2 separate regions of the Mus musculus genome follow, and region 2 is linked to region 1. The links are chromatin loops, found by intact Hi-C in ENCODE. Cell type or tissue: left cerebral cortex. All regions are shown on one strand.

Region 1 (8,000 bases):
TTTGAGTTGGCTACTGTGAAAGTTTAGACTGGGAATTCATTTGCTTAAGACAGAGATTGGCATGAAGGAAGGCTTTAAGGAATGTTATCCATCACTCTGTCCAAATAATGGAAGCCTAAATAATAAGAAACCCAGTCGATGAACCTGATTTGTCCACTTCAAGTGCTCCAAGAAGGATGTCCTAAGTGGATAGTTTCAACTCTGTATACCCAGGCTAATGTGGACGCTTACCAGAAGAGGGTGTAGAGTTAGATGGGAGAGGAGGTAGGGAGAATATGAAAAAGGAGAAACAATGATCAGAATCTATTGTAGGAAATATGTTTTAAATCAAAAATGGATAATATTATCCACGTGTATGCCATGTGTTGTGTACAGGTGTTCTTAGAGGACAGAGGAGGAGGTTAGAGTCACTGGAGTTGAAATTACTGGTGGTCATGTGCCACCCAACGTAGGTTTGGGGATACTCCTAACTGATGAGCCAGTATTCTTGCCCCCTATCTTTTTTATATTTTATTTTTTGAGTAGGAAAGTAATAATGAATATCCAGGCCCCAAAATAACAGCCCAGTTAAGGTTATTTTTACAATTCTGAACTACTCTAGTCAAAATAGAAAAAAAAAATTTTCCTGTTAAAGAGATTTTCATGTGGTTTTTCATTCAGCTACCTGTAGCCTTAGGCAAAGTACATAGCTAGCAGGCTGCTTGCTGGCAAAGTCAAAACCAATTATATTAATTGAAATTTTACATCCCCCCTCCCCCAAAGTAAAGGTTAGAATTATCTATGGAAAAGCAAGATATTCTTGGCACTGATGCAGCATGGATTCATGACTGTAGCCATATTATCTTCTTGAACACTTATGTAAGCTTGAATATTGTTTTAAAGAGGCATAAAATTAGGAAGGTGCATCTTCTGCAAGCACACTGATATTATTTCCCTCCTGACTCCATCCATGCACCAGCAGTCATAGCTAAGAAGGATTTTACTCCACTTACCTCTAAACATGGGTATACAGTGCATCTGGGAGATAAATTCAGTAGCAGTACCAGCCAGGCTGCCCACCTGTTTTGGAGCATCTCATCCAGATGACCTTTATTGGTTTTGAGCATGGTTGTTGTGTGAAGTGTTGGTCTGGGCAGTTGGGTTACTTAAAGTGAGTAAAGCCCCCCAAAAGTCTGTACTGGCTGGTTTTGTGTGTCAACTTGACAAAGGTTGGAGTTTCAGTTGGGGAAATGCCTCCATGAGATCCAGCTGTGAGACATTTTCTCAGTTGGTGATCAAGGGGGAAAGGCCCCTTGTGGGCAGTGCCATCCCTGGGCTGGTAGTCTTGGGTTCTATAAGAGAGCAAGCTGAGCAAGCCAAGGGAAGCAAGCCAGTAAGTAACATTCCTCGATGGCCTCTGTATCAGCTTCCTGACCTGCTTGCGTTCCAGTCCTGACTTCCTTTGGTGATGAACAACAATGTGGGAAGTGTAAGATGAATAAACCCTTTCCTCCCCAACTTGTTTCTTGGTCATGATGTTTTGTGCAGGAATAGAAACCCTGTCTACAACTCTGTCATTCTAGAGATTGTATCCTAGGGCCAAAGGAGTATGGATGAAAGAATATAAACTATAGAAATATAACTGCCTGTATATCAGAAAATAATATGGCAAACAGAAACAGAAAAAGAAACTCTGATGCAAGGGTCAAAGCTGCAGAAAAGATTGCAGAAAAGTCTCGGCGAAACTCTGGTCCTCAGAGGCAGAGCCCACTACAGTCACAGGCACAACCAGGGGAGCAGCAAGAGTGCTTTTTATGCTTCTATTTTTAGGACAGAGAGAATGGTGAGGTATTAAAAATACATGTCATCTTGCTCACACTCCACCTGTTAGAGTTTAATTCCTGGCCTTGTCTTCTCAGAGCTCTTGATACAAAAAATTATAAAAGAAATAGGTGGCACTGCCTGAGCACCCAGAGCCTTTGAGGCCGGTCCTAATTTCGGTTCTGTTGATTATCTGGCTTCCTATTAGCTGTCTCAGTCCTCAGGGGATGCAGGAAGAAAGCACTCAATGAGCCTCGCAGTTCAATTCAATGAGCACTTATTACTACCTCGTATTTGGCCAGCACGATTTTATTCAATTTAAGTTAATGCAAAATTTAGAGCTTCTCAAAGAGCCTGCAGTTGGCGAAATGTGTGTCACAGATAAACGAACCGTTTGAGAGAGAGAGAGGAAAAAAAAAATATATATATATATATATATATATATATATATATATATATGTGTGTGTGTGTGTGTGTGTGTGTGTGTGTGTGTGTGGCGGTGTTCAAAAAGCGGGGAAGAGGAAGGACATTATAATGTCAGGTTAGCCCAAAGCTTCTTAAGAAAAAAACAAATTTAGACCTTTGTAAGCAACTGGGTGGGCAGTGGTCTGAGTGAGGTCCATTGCCGAAGAGGCAGAAGGGAAACCTGCGAATAGAAGCAGAAGATGAACAGTCTTGAAGGGAGCTTGGCTGAGGGACATTTGGCCTTAGAGTAATTAGTCACTAGAATGGTAAGGATCTTCATCCTACCAACTTAGGTAAAGGAACTAAAAGTGCATATATTTGCACACTGTGCGAGCCTCGTTAAAGGTACAGGATTGGAGCGGAGAAGTCGAGTTAAGTTGATAAGGCTTGAGTGGCTCAGCTGTGAAAAGCTCTCCTTACTTTCCCAGAAGACCCGGGTCTTATTCCTGCGACCGCGTGGCAGTTCGCAACCATCCATAAATCCAATCCTAGCCTTTTAACAACCTCATTTGACCTCTGAGGGCAATGACACACAGGCGTGGTGGACAGACAGGCATGCAAGCAAAATACCCCAATACATTATTTTTTAAATTAATGATAAAATCTTAGGTAATTATTTCCATAAAACACCAAAGACCGTTCCTTTCCTTCGTATTACACGGGTGTACTTCCCTACCCTGTAAGTATGACCTCCCTGTTTTCAAGCACTCCAGTCAAAGACTTGAGGCTTGAATTTAGTGGAAGTACAAAGATTGGAAGAAAGAAGCCTGGGGTGAGCTCATTGGCAAGAAGGGGGCGCTCTCGGAATATCCCGTTTGCTTAAACACAGCAGGCTGTAAGTGGGAACATTTGCCCAACCAGGCCAGAACTCGCTGCTTGCCTATGCTTCACTAGGGTGGGGACATACTGGGAAACTGGTCAGCCTGCAAGCATTTAGTTGCCACAGTGAGCTGAGTCCACGCGTGATTCAAAAATGTGAGGAAGGAACCAGATGAGTGGCCCCCTCCACTTCCCTCCTTGGGTTTCTGTGGTCCTGGCCCCGCCTCTTCCCTCCCCACTCAACTCCTCCCCCCGCCCAGATTTAGGAGGAACTCTAGGACCTCAGATTTAGGAGGTCCCTAAAGCTAGCCTCCAGCCCCTCCTCCCCCTCCTCCTCCTCGTGGAGCTTGTTCCCCTCGCAGTCTCAGCTAAGACCCGGAGAGGTGGAATTTCGATTTGAAACTCCCTAGCCAGGGCCGGAGCTGGGCATGCTCAGTGCCTCGGTGTGTCTCGGCTGCTGCTAGCTGCACAGGCAGCAGAGGCGCTGCCTGGCTCGGAGGCTGGCACTAGAGTCCACCCCACTGTCACCACCGGCTGCGGGCTTCCAGAAGGCCAAACTCTCACCTCTTCTGAGCGTCTTGCCCCCATCAGCCTCGAGTCCCCATCTCCCGCAGCATCCTACTCTCGTATCTCCCCATCCCTTGCGGAGAGGAAGCAGGTGCTCGGTTCTGTAGGCACGCCACAGACTGCTCTGTGTACCCCAGCGGAGGACCCTGTCATCGGATGCCCGGGATCAAAGGACTCTTGGCAGTGGTTCTCTCAAATAGCACTTAGCCTAGAGTGGGGTTGCGGCGGAGTTTCTCCTCTGACCCTCAATGCACACACTATGAGGAGAGCGGTCGGCTTCCCTGCGCTGTGCCTGCTTCTTAATCTTCATGCTGCAGGTAAGGGCTTGCGGGGTTCAGAGCTGAAGCTAAGGAGAAGATGGGAAACAGCACACGCTAGAGGACTCCAGGGAAAGCTTGCCTGGCAGAGAAAGATTTGGGATAATGTCTGAGGGGTGAGAGAGTGCACCTGTTGGAAGGCTAGGGCTGAAAACTTAGGCTAAATTCAGCTCTCCCTTCTTTATCTTGCATGGCGAAGAGTGAACAGTTTTTAATGTGAATATAGATTTGGTCCCCCCTCCATTGAGCTTTCCTGCTTGTGCTTCTAGGCTTTGCGCTTGGTTGCACATTTTACAGGGAAAAAGAGATGAGACACCCTGCTGGATGAAGCCCTTCCTACTGCAGCGGCTACATCCATAAGATCTCCCAGTGTAGCGAGCGCTCACGGGGATGCCCTGTCTGTAACCTGACGGTCTGCATCTCCGCCCCTAAGAGCCAAATGCTCGGTTTATTCATCATGCTGCTCTAGGCTGCTTTGGCCCCTGCTCTTGTCATTCGGGTTTTCTGAACCAATAAGAGGAAGGAAAGGTTTCAAACCGGAGGCTCCTCTCTATTTCAGCACCACGGTCAGTATCCGCAGTCAGTAAAGAAAAACCCAACCACGCTGACAAGCCTGGGGGTTTTTTATCACTGTGTCCCCAGGATAGATTGGATGGGAGGCAGCGAGAGTGTAAACACATAAAAATAGATTGGACACAAGAATCACTGTGTAGTTCTAGGGATGCACAGCTGATAAAGTGCCTAGGAATTTTATATTCGGTGTCACCTGGCTCCTCTAACCCTGTGGACAGGCTCACTGGACTGCACCCTAGGTGATTTTCACACACGGGAACCAAAATAAAACATGGCAGAGAGATTTCAGGAACCCTGCCGAGACCGCAGTTGTCCATGCAGTGATCCTGTAGCAAGCACAGACCTTTTCTTTGAGTTTCTTTCACACGCATTCATTTCTCTAAGTACACCGAGTGGGAGTGTATTATGCTACTGTGAACACACACACACACACACACACACACACACACACACACACCTACAATCCTTGTTATAGTGCTCCAAAAGACTGAGTGTTTTTTTTTTCATGTATGCAATGATGGGAGTGAGATGTAGTACTTTTTTTGTCCCAGCAATTGCTATTTAAATGCATTGTGAATTTAGAAACAAACAATGTATAGGAACAATAAGGCTATAATTAAGGATGTGTGTTAATTATCATAGATACAATATTACATTGTGGGGTGTTCAGTGGTTCTCTGGTATCTTGAAAAACCAGTGGGAGAAAAAGCTATGATTTGGTCATTAAATTATTTGCAAACATTTCATTGCCACATGTAATTATTTAACGTTAAAATATATGATGATGAAAACATGAACACTGTTATTGTTTTACATCCAATACTGTTTAATGGTACAACTGAAAAAATAGCCATTGCCAAAAAAAAAGTTTTCATTGCTATCCAGTTAAGTAATTAATTATCTGATAAAATACATCAGTGAAGTTATTCTTGAAAATTATGTATAAACAAATGTTAGGGATTGTAATTAATGCATACTAAGTAGTTATAAGCTTGAAATTATAAATAGACTTCATATTAAGCATGCAGAAAACATTTCTAATTTATTATGGATGAACCCTGGGGATAAGGGAAATAGAGAGCATTTTCTCATCAGAGGTGAAACCTGGAAGTCTGCATCCCTCGATGAAGTCTGCATCCCTCGATGATGTCTGGAGGTTTGCCAAAGTGTGTATTACAAAAGTCAAAGCAAATCTATAATCTGCACTTTGCCTTCTTAACATGTAAAAAAAGATTAAAAATAAGATTATCCAGCCAAGTTTAGTTTCATAAGGCAACTGGTGATTTACTACATATTTCAGGTTTCAATTGCAGTATGCTACATATACATTAATTGTATTTGTATTTAATACAGTGCTTTGGAATGGTGTCTTGTCAAAGCAGATTACAAGTCTGGGATTGTAATTGTCTTGCCAGTTTCATTTTGGATTCATTTTTAATTTTAAACAGCAATTTGTGGGTCACAGGCTGTCATCAGATTAAAATGCATCAGAGCTACCTAATATTACTGTTTGGGCTTTTCATCAGAACTCAAATAAATGTGGCTTTCTTGACCTCTGCTCCCACAGATTTAGGTAATCAGAAAGTAAGTGGCTGGGAGAGCAGAGATCAAGAAGCCTCCAAGCCTTTTACTTGTTGAATATCTGAGCTTGTCTCTTGTAAAGAAAGCCACATTCCCAGGGCAGAGGCTGACTCTATTTTTAGAAAGGACAGTGACACCTATACACATTAGCTGCTTGGCTGAAAAGCTAATTGCTCGATATCAGTCATACCCAGGTTGCCAGCAACTACTTTATGGTGGTATCACAAATGATGGTATCTTAGGATGCTCGACAAATGGAGTAAATTAAATAATGAGATGGACTGTAAGTGTTCTCAGCTGTGCTGGGAATTGTTGCCTGGGGCATAGCCATGTCTCTAACGATAAGGCTGGAAATTACTTTCAATGTGAGTGTCATCTCCAATTACTTGGTATGGTTGCCTATGGCATGGTAACCCCAAGTTCTGGCAGTCTCAATAGGGGGCAAACTGTGATATGTTTGTCATGTCTGTGGGAAGGGCAAACAGTGCAATGCAGTTGTCATTCTTGGGTAAGGAAGGCCAACGAAGCTGCTTAGCTCATAGCTAAGAAGTTGAATGACACGTGACAGCTAATTGCCACAGATCTAAAGAAACAAATCATACTTATCGTCCAGCCAGTTGCTTAAGTTGCTTAAGGCACAAATAACAAGATGCAGTAGTGCCAACTGACAACATAGTCTGGAAGAAAAAAAAAAAACACACAGGCTCTCAGACCTATTACTATATACTACAAAAAATTCAAGTTCCCAATATAGCTAAGAGCACTAACATCCCATCCCTTCAGCCAATTTCTCCCACCTATGAAGTATTCTAAGATGCCATCGATAACGTCCTCATAAAGTAGTTGCTGGAAACGTAGGCAAAACTGATTCTAATAGAATAAGCCACCATTGTGTTAGTGGTGACAAATCCTTTTCTCCTTAGCTGTCCTTACTCTTCGAATCTTCTGGGATCCAATAGAGCAAAGAAATTCCAGTTTAAAAGCCCACTTCATAGATATCCAAGTGTTAACCAAAAGCCATGCCAATGGGAAGATTGCTTAAAGAACAACCGTGTGGAAGACTCACAGACCGCTTATTTACTTCAGTACTCATTCATTCTTTGCCCAATGAGTCATATTCCATTTGAGGAGATTATGTTAATGTGGTAGTACTTTCAATGCCAAGGAGTAAATTTTTTTGTGATATTCTCAAAAGTTATCATCTAAAAGCTAAAAAAACAAAACAAAACAAAACAAAACAAAACAAAAAACCAACGAATGTTGTGATAGTAAAGAGATTGACTTCAACCCATGCACTGGAAAAGGTGACTTCAGATTGCCATCCTGTCCTTCCTGTTGTCCTGTCTGAATGACATACATTTCTTCAGGGTATGTCTCAAAGGTGTTCCTCTATTCTCCAAGAATTATATAGCACACCTCTTCAGTCTCCCAAAGGGACAGAGTGCCTTTCATGGAGCCATAAGGATATAGGAAGTCATTTGCAGAAATTATATGCTCAAGAAAAAGAGCAATCTAGCATAAAAAGCATTGTGTTTTCAGATTATATCATATCCTTTGGTTGTCCAATCTCAAAGATTAGTCAAACCAAACAGCCCTTAAAACATGCAAGGTCTACAATATTCTATTTCTCTCCTTTCTTTCTTATATACCTCCACCACTTTCCTCTTTAAACTTATCTCTGCTCATATTAGTCTGTCTGTTCCTAGAAGGATCTTGCATAAGTTTTTCTTTACCAAGGAAAGCCATTTCCTGGATTAACCTATCCATGATTTGAGATCTTGGGCTTTACTAACATGTGACCTTTTAGTGGAAATTTCTCTTGATAGATTCTTTCATACTTCTCTCTCTAAAATTGATATCATCTGCTCCTCTACCTTC
Region 2 (8,000 bases), 97 kb after region 1:
TTGAGTTCTCAAATTAACCAAGAGAAGCCAAGCCCCAAGATCAATTGGGACCCTTTAAGCTATCACATTTTTTATACTGCCTTTTCTACACTTTGTTCTTGAAACACTACAATCAGTGAAATGTTCAAAGAAACAAAAACAATTCAAGATAAGGTAACTAGAGGAAAACACAGTTTCACCAAGTCTACAGTCTAGATGATGGATTCAAAGTCTTACTTCTTCAAAAAACACTTCAGTTGTTCCTGTAGAAAAAGGATCTGTTCATACTTCTGCTTCTCCTGTAACTTGAGCTGATCTAGCACAGACTGGAAATGACTCTTGAGGGTCAGGTTTTCCAATTTTCTGAGGAGATCTTTCTGCCTCTGTGCTTTGGCCTGGATCTCTTGGAGTTTTCTCTCCTTGGAATGAATCAGCTTCTGAATTCCAAGAATTACTGAACTGCTACTTTCATTAGCTTCACACAAGCTAAACTCAATAAACTTGGCTTGTAGCTCTCTTTCCAGGTCTTCTTCAGAATCATCTTCCTCTTCTTCCTCTTCCTCCTCTTCATCCTCCTCATCCTCATCCTCTTCTTCCTTCTCCTCTTTTTCTTCTTCCTCCTCCTCATCTTTATTCTCTGGATCATCTTTGCCACTGCTGGAATCACTGAATGTGCTCTGAGGCATAGCACATGCTGATGAGGTATGATCACCTGCTTCAGGGGGCAACGGAACGTGTGAAGTGCAGGTTTGACTTGGTACTGCCTTGGTTTCATCATCAACAACGACTTCCCATCGGCTGCTGATGGCTTCAGCATCTGAGCGCAGCAGCCTCTTCACTTCCTTTTCCACATCTTTGGAATCAATGTAGGCCCTACAGCTTTCTTCGCCTTGCTTCATATCGGCGGGCTTTTTTGTTGGTTTGCGAAACCGTTTCTTTCTGACGTTCTTAAGTGGTGGAGTAATGCCATGCTTCCAGATATATTTTCCCTCTGCTTCCTTTTTGTTTCCCACTACAGTAGCACCAGCAGAGGTAGCTGGCTCTTCTGGGGACGTGTGGGGATCACCATCATCGGCGCTGCACAATAGCATCTGGGACACATCGGCTGTTTTATAAAAGGTTTTCCCATCGTGCGTTTTCAGGCTTCCAATAACACAAGGCAAATCGACAAGTTTGGCAGACAGTGAGACGCCATCTACCTGAACGACGGCACGGCGTGAATCGGGAGACAAGTCGATTTTTAGTTTCTCTCTCATGGCGGCATTTCCAGAACGGATGATCTTCCTGACCGCCGAAGCCTGTTCTGGGGGCAGCCGCAGTATGAACTGGTTCTCGAGTTCGTGAGGCGGTTCATCTCGGCTTTTGCTCATCTTGTCTCTTGGGCTTATCCGCGCCAGAGCTGAGGTGAGGCCGTGTGGCCTGGGGTCGACCTTCCTTTCCTGTGTCCTTGGGGGGGACAAAGGCTGGGCCCCGCGGGGCTCTGAGGGCTGCGGTGAGGCCGAGGCGCTTAGAGTTCAAGTCTGCCCTGCCCAGGGAGGCTCAGTCAGCGCGCTGGCCCCTGGCACCTCGTTCCTGTGTCCCGGGCCACCAGGTAGGCAGCTGGCCTCTAATGGCTTCCCCACACCTCGGCAGGCTTCGGTGGCCTCCGCTGGTAACCGCAGGGCCTCTGCACGTCACCTCGGGCCTCGCAGCCTCCTCGAGCCTCTGTTTGCCTCTACACCTCCTCGGGCCTCCCTAGTCCTCCACAGTCCTCCGCGGGCCTCGCGGCCACCCTGCACCTCAGGACACCACCTCAGGCCTCGCGGCAGTCCTGGGCCTCAGGACGCCACCTCAGGCCTCGCGGTCTCCACGTACCTCTATGTACTCCTCCACAGTTCTCTATGCGCCTCCCTGGTCCTCCTCGGTCGTTCCTGGTCCTCCTCAGTCGTCCCTAGCCCTCCTCAGTCCTCCCGAGGCCACCACAGGCGTCTGGCAGCCGCTTAACGGCCAGCGGTGAGCCTCGAGGCAGCAGACGCGCTTCTGCGTATGGACAGAAACTCACTTTGAAAAGGACCTCAGGCTCCGAGCACGCACTTCCGGTCATAGGCTTCCGGCTGAAGCACCTAAAGGCTGCTGTGTTTCCACCTAGCGGGACCTTCTGCTGCCGGGTTACTCCGGTGTTCTTTGTGTGGATTTCTTGTTTTGTTATTGGGTTTTTGGTTTTGTTTGTTTGTTTATTTTTATTTGTTTAGTTAGTTAGTTAGTTAGTTAGTTAGTTAGTTTGGTTTTTCGAGACAGGGTTTCTCTGTGTAGCCCTCGCTGTCCTGGAACTCACCTTGTAGACCAGGCTGGCCTCGAACTCAGAGATCCGCCTGCCTCTGCCTCCTGAGTGCTGGGATTAAAGGCATTTATTTGTCACTTTATACAGCAAACGCTGTGATGTATTTGATTGCCCCATGAGCTGTTAGCTTGTCGGTTGGCTGGGACTGTGTGCTGACTATCAGAATTTTCACTAAGCCCCCTCCTCACTAGCTATTATTTATTTATTCATTCATTCATTCATTTCAAGACTTTTAGACAAGGGCAGGAAGCTATATGGGCTCAGTGCTAGATAGAGATGTCCCAATCTAAACAGTAGCCGGTTATTCCAAAGGTCACAAATATGGGGAGGGGAGTAGGGATCTTTCTTAAACAACTACTTCATCATGGTATAAGTCGTAAATGCCAACCCAAAAAAAAAAAATTAACATTGGGAGCTGTTAGCTGGAAACTATAAGAATGGCACAATGACTCTTTACCCCTAAACAGCCCAGTGATAGATCACAGAAACCAGAATACAGAATTCTCTTTTCATCATCAAAGAACAACTACTTACTTCTGGAAAATAAAAATATTTTACCTCTGGTAAATACTATTTCCCAACCTATAGCCTCTAATTGTTTCTATGCAGGCCTTTATAGAGAAAAAGAACTGAGGGAGATCTAGTGAGAGCATGAGTCTATAATCCAGTGGGGTTTATTATTGTTGTTTCCCTGGAGAACGAGGACAACCTACAAATAGCATGGCTTTTTATTTCACTTTTCATATATCTCGACTTTTAAATTTTTTACCTTTTTAAGGACAAGTACCTGTTATTCACAAATGCATTAAATACGTGCCGCTGCTAAGTGGATTTTTGAATACCCTTAATTTCTCTCCTCCCATTACCTAGAAGTAAAAAGCAGTATGGCAGTCATTTATTTTGTTCACTCACCCACGTAGCAGTGGATAATGTTTTTGAATTATTTTGAAGGCTGACTATAGCACTGTTCTTGGTGAGCTGCTCTGAATAAACTGTGATCATTGGTCAGTACTTAGCTATGAGTTCTATAAAGCACAAAAATAAATCAAGAAGCTGAAGTTAATACAATAGAACATCTGTAATCTGTAATTTAAAAAAAAACTCAATTTTATTATTTAGTTGGTATAACTCAAGCATCACAACTGGGAAGATGGGAATAAATTATTTTGAAGGGAAATGGAGAGAAGAGAGGCTCTCATAGTCCGAATTAGCCTCAAAGGAAACACGTGGTCGCTGAGGCTAATCTCTCATGTGCTGAGACTCCAAGTGTGCCCTACCACATACAATCCCATCATTTGCTAATTAAGCATTATTAGAAATGGAAATTACTCTGATAATTCCAAAGCTTTTGGTTATATAGTCATATTTTTTTAAGTATTTTATTCTCTAATACTGTGATGATATATATAAAATACACACACACACACACACACACACACACACACACACATGCACACACGCACACATTATTCCAACAGAAAGCTGAGGCAAACGTAATAATGTAATCAAAGGAAGGGGCCAAGGTCCAACCCCCATCAAGCAGCAGAACCTGGTAACTTTGGTCACTTGGTTATATCTTTGAAATCAAGGATATAAACAAAGGAGTTGTGGAATCTCCCTCTGTGGCTAAGGAAAGCAGCTGAAGTCAGGCATGTGTCAGGGGGTTCCTGCATGGAGGTCCAGAGAGGTTATTGTGTGAATCTATGAAGGTGAGAACTGGATTGTGTTGGAGACCTCAAGATTTTAGAGATCCCAGAACCGTGGGATGCCTGCCAAGGAAAGCTGCAGACAGGGAGTAGAAACAGTTCAAGAAAGAGAAGTTTAAAGATCACATTTACATCAAACACGGTGATGTAGAACATGGTGTTTGGAATTTGTCCTACTGCTTTTCAATCTGGCCCAGTATTTCCTTATATGGTCCCCATCTTGCCATTTCAGAATGGCAATATATATTCTTTACCATTGGATGTTGGAAGTATGTGACCTGCATTTTGATTTTGCTCCAGCACCTACCTACTTGCCACCATGCTTCCTGCCAGAACTACAGTGAACTAAATCCTCTAAAACTGTAAGCCTGCCACCAGTTAAATGCTTTCTCCCATATAAGAGTTGTCTTGGCCACTGTGTCTCAGCAACAGAACAGTGACCAAGATACATAGTTTTATGTAACAACATATTAATATTGTATGCAGATGTAAAATTTACTCAAAAAGAAAATTCTACAACACCAAATGAGAATAGACATACACAACATTGCTACTGATCTTTCTCTACTTTAGTGAATCATGTTGAGTGTTCATTGCCATTCTGTCCTCAGTCCAATTCTTGCCTTTGAGACAGATGTATTTGATGCTTTAATATCTATTGTTTTCTGATGCTGACTATTATAGTAATAGACCTGTTTAAATTTCATTTTTTTCCCAAGGAATGCTATTTTCTTATTTGCATATACATCTTAGCAGAGGTCATTTTCTTGGTACTTACTCACTTCATGTTTGTTTATAAATATTTGTCTGCCACTGTATGATAGTAAGTTTTATCGTTTGTAATAAAGCTGTAGATAAGAAGCTTCAGGAAACATTCGTGCTAGAGATAAAGTGTGTTGAGTTAAAAAGTGACTAAGTGGAAAACTATTTTTACCACAGGCAATACCACCCACCCAGTCCGCCTTGAGAGGAGGATTTCACACGGTAAAAAAAATAGAGATAATTCAGGAAAGAGCATCCTTCTAAATTAGTTGTAATTTCACGTTCAATGCAATGTGATAAAGAAACAGGGATGAGCCAGCTAAAATCTATGTATGCATCTGTCAAGCAGTTATAAAACTGCCTCAGCGATAACACATAGATTCACATTATTCACCGCGTGAAGGCAGAGCTTGTGCACTTTTGCTGATATTTCAAACAAATGTTGGTAGTTTAATGAATAGGTGATGTATTTTTCTTTTTGAGAGAGAGAGAGAGAGAGATGAATACTCAAGTGTATGCATGCTGATGCCAGAGGAAAAATTAGGGTGTCTTCCTCTATCACTTTCTGCCTTGTTTTTCCTGTTTACATTTGTTTATTTAACGTGTGTGTGTGTGTGTGTGTGTGTGTGTGTGTGTGCATGTGTGCACAAACATGTGTATGCCTGAGTGTGCCATGAATGCATACAGAAGTCAGAGGATACCTTATGGAACTTGGTTTGCTCTTTCTACTATGTGGGTCCCAGGGATCATAGACTCAGATCAACAGGCTACCAACTGAGCTTTGTCACCTATCTGCCACCATTATATATATATAATATTTTGGGACTATAATTGCATTATTTCCAATTCCCTGTTCCTTTTCTCCCTCAAACCCCACCATATGCCACTATGCTTGTTCTCTTTCAAATTCATGCTATCTCTCTTTTTAAATTGTTGTTGTTGCTGTTCCTTAACATATAAATGCAACCCGTTCTGTCCATATAATGCTGCTTGGATATATGTGCTTTCAGAGCTGACCATTTGGTACTAGATGACCAGTTGGTATTAGATGACCAGTTGGTATGCTCCTCTCTGGGGAAGACTATTTGTCCCAGACTTGGAATGCCTTAGTTACCTGTAGTTAGTTGTTGAGGGTTAAGATCTCATGAGCTTTTCTCTTCTGATATTAGCATGTCTATTGGTATCACCCTCGTTCAGTCACGCTTAGGCAGACATGTTGATGAGACTTCTTGAGTGTAGTTTCTGACATTTCTGGGAGACACAATCTCACACAATAACCCTAATGATACAGAAGTGGCACACATAACTTGGTGGTAACCAACAACTCTCTGGTTGGACTTAGCCTACCCAACAAGAGGGAAAGCATGCCTGATACCAAAAATTTAGTCAACCACCCAGGACTAGTAGAATCATGGATCTTGGAAGAGAACATACTACTGCCACTTTACTAACCAGTTGTAATCCTTGTACCAACAAGCAAGTGTAGTTCTCACCCCTCATCAAGGGAACTTCTCTTTGCAACAAAAAGTGACCATTACAGAAAACCACAGCCAATCAAAATGCAGAATTGTGAAGTCCACTCCCAACTGATACATCTGCAACAAAATTCCTGCACCAACAACACAGAGATCACTGCAGAAGAGGGGGAAGAAAGAGTGCAAGAGCCAAAGGAAGATAGAGTTCACCTGAGATTGTGCTGCCTTATTTTGGGGGACAGGCTCTTTCAAGACCTGGAAGCGCTAGGTTTTTGGTGAGGCTGGGTAACCAATAAGTTCCTAAGATCTGCCCGTCTTTGCCCCTGACCCCTAAAGCTAGGGTTTACATGAATATTCAGCCACGCCTAGCTTTTTACATAGATGCTGGGGATTTGAACTCAGGTCTTTGTGTTTACAGATGAAGTGCTCTTAGCCACTGTGCCATATCCCCAGTGGATGAGTTTTTAAGTATTTTTAATATTTTATTCTTTGATAATTTCATACATAGAAACAATGTATTTTGATCATTCTTACCCTACACCCCCAACATCATCTGTACTTCTCTGTAGTACCCTTTAAACTTCAATATATAAAGCCATAATACATACACAAACACAGACACAGACACACAGACACACAGACACACAGACAGACACAGACACAGACACAGACAGACACAAACAGACACAGACACAGACACAGACGACACAGACACAGACACAGACACAGACACAGACACAGACACAGACACAGACACAGACACAGACACAGACACAGACACAGACACAGACACAGACACAGACACAGACACAGACACAGGACAAACCCTAACAGCCACCAACTGTCAATAACTCCTCCTTGATGGGTAAAGACTCCTGTGCCTCTCCCCATACATGTTTGAATGTTGACTGCCTGGATCTTGTATAGACAACTACAGTTCTGAAGAGCCAAATAACCATACTTCCGCTTCCATGAAAATAATTTCAATTGGAATTAAACCTGAACATTTAATACATTTGGTTATTCACATTTAATAGACCATTTATCCTACTAAAAATTCTAAGTTCCCTTTAGAGTTTCACTTTTCATGATGCCCAACCTCAAGGAGTTCCATATGTGTACTTACCTCATACTCCTTGTGAAGACAGAAGACTGAATTCTAAGTTTTAGGCACACTTTGTATATGAAATTCTACACAGTAGTATTACTCATATTTCTTCTATAAGTTTCTTGCATTGGATTTCTTGAATATTTGGGTGTACGGTTTTCATCTCAGACATTTCAGCGTGTTCTTTTTTGAGACAGCACCTTGAGTATCCCAGGCTGGCCTTCAATCCACCATGTAGCAGAGGCCCATCTTAAACTCCTGATTTTCATGTCTCTGCTTCCCCAATGCTAGAATTTCAGACATTTACCAAGCCCAGTTTATGTGATAGTGGCATGGAATTTAGGAATTTCTGCACGTATTCTCTAGCCAAAAATTTGGGAGTTTTGACCCATTATTTCTTTAAATGTTTTTGTGCCTTTGACTTCAAACATTGCAAGTTATTAGACTGTCTGCAGTAATTCTACATCTAGCTAAGTCCCTGTTCATCTTTTCTTAAGACATTATCCACTGTGTGTTTCATTGTTCATTCTATCACCTCTTAAATCTTACTCATCCACTCTTCTGAAATGTTTACTCTACTGTTAACCTCACCAACTATTTTTTAACCCAGGCACTGTATTTTTTACCTGAAGAAGCAATACCTGGGTCAT

What was found. A loop is a pair of places that touch in the nucleus more often than their neighbours do. Peaks named below come from ENCODE experiments on the same cell type or tissue, not always from the same donor. Only the 100,000 strongest peaks of a DNase experiment are listed, where the experiment ranks them.
Region 2: a loop joins it to region 1, with 3.0 times the contacts of the local background. A loop is called at or near these places in 2 of 42 quality-filtered maps.

What each region holds. Positions count from the first base shown.
Region 1 is chr10:116,014,845-116,022,844 of GRCm38, forward strand. Ptprr (protein tyrosine phosphatase, receptor type, R) reads left to right here and starts at 3,519. Exons shown (of 14, transcript NM_011217.2): 1 at 3,519-3,968. The coding sequence starts at 3,911. In left cerebral cortex, CTCF peaks have their summits at 3,044 (motif pointing right) and 3,244; DNase peaks (open chromatin) are centred at 3,114, 3,477, 4,408 and 4,855; H3K4me3 peaks cover 2,447 bases; H3K27ac peaks cover 1,868 bases.
Region 2 is chr10:116,112,271-116,120,270 of GRCm38, forward strand. All of the region lies in intron 2 of Ptprr (protein tyrosine phosphatase, receptor type, R), which reads left to right. Taf7l2 reads right to left here and starts at 1,647. Exons shown (of 1, transcript NM_001161855.1): 1 at 1-1,647. The coding sequence starts at 1,349. The coding sequence ends at 213. In left cerebral cortex, no CTCF peak of the experiment used is centred here; DNase peaks (open chromatin) are centred at 4,211 and 5,010.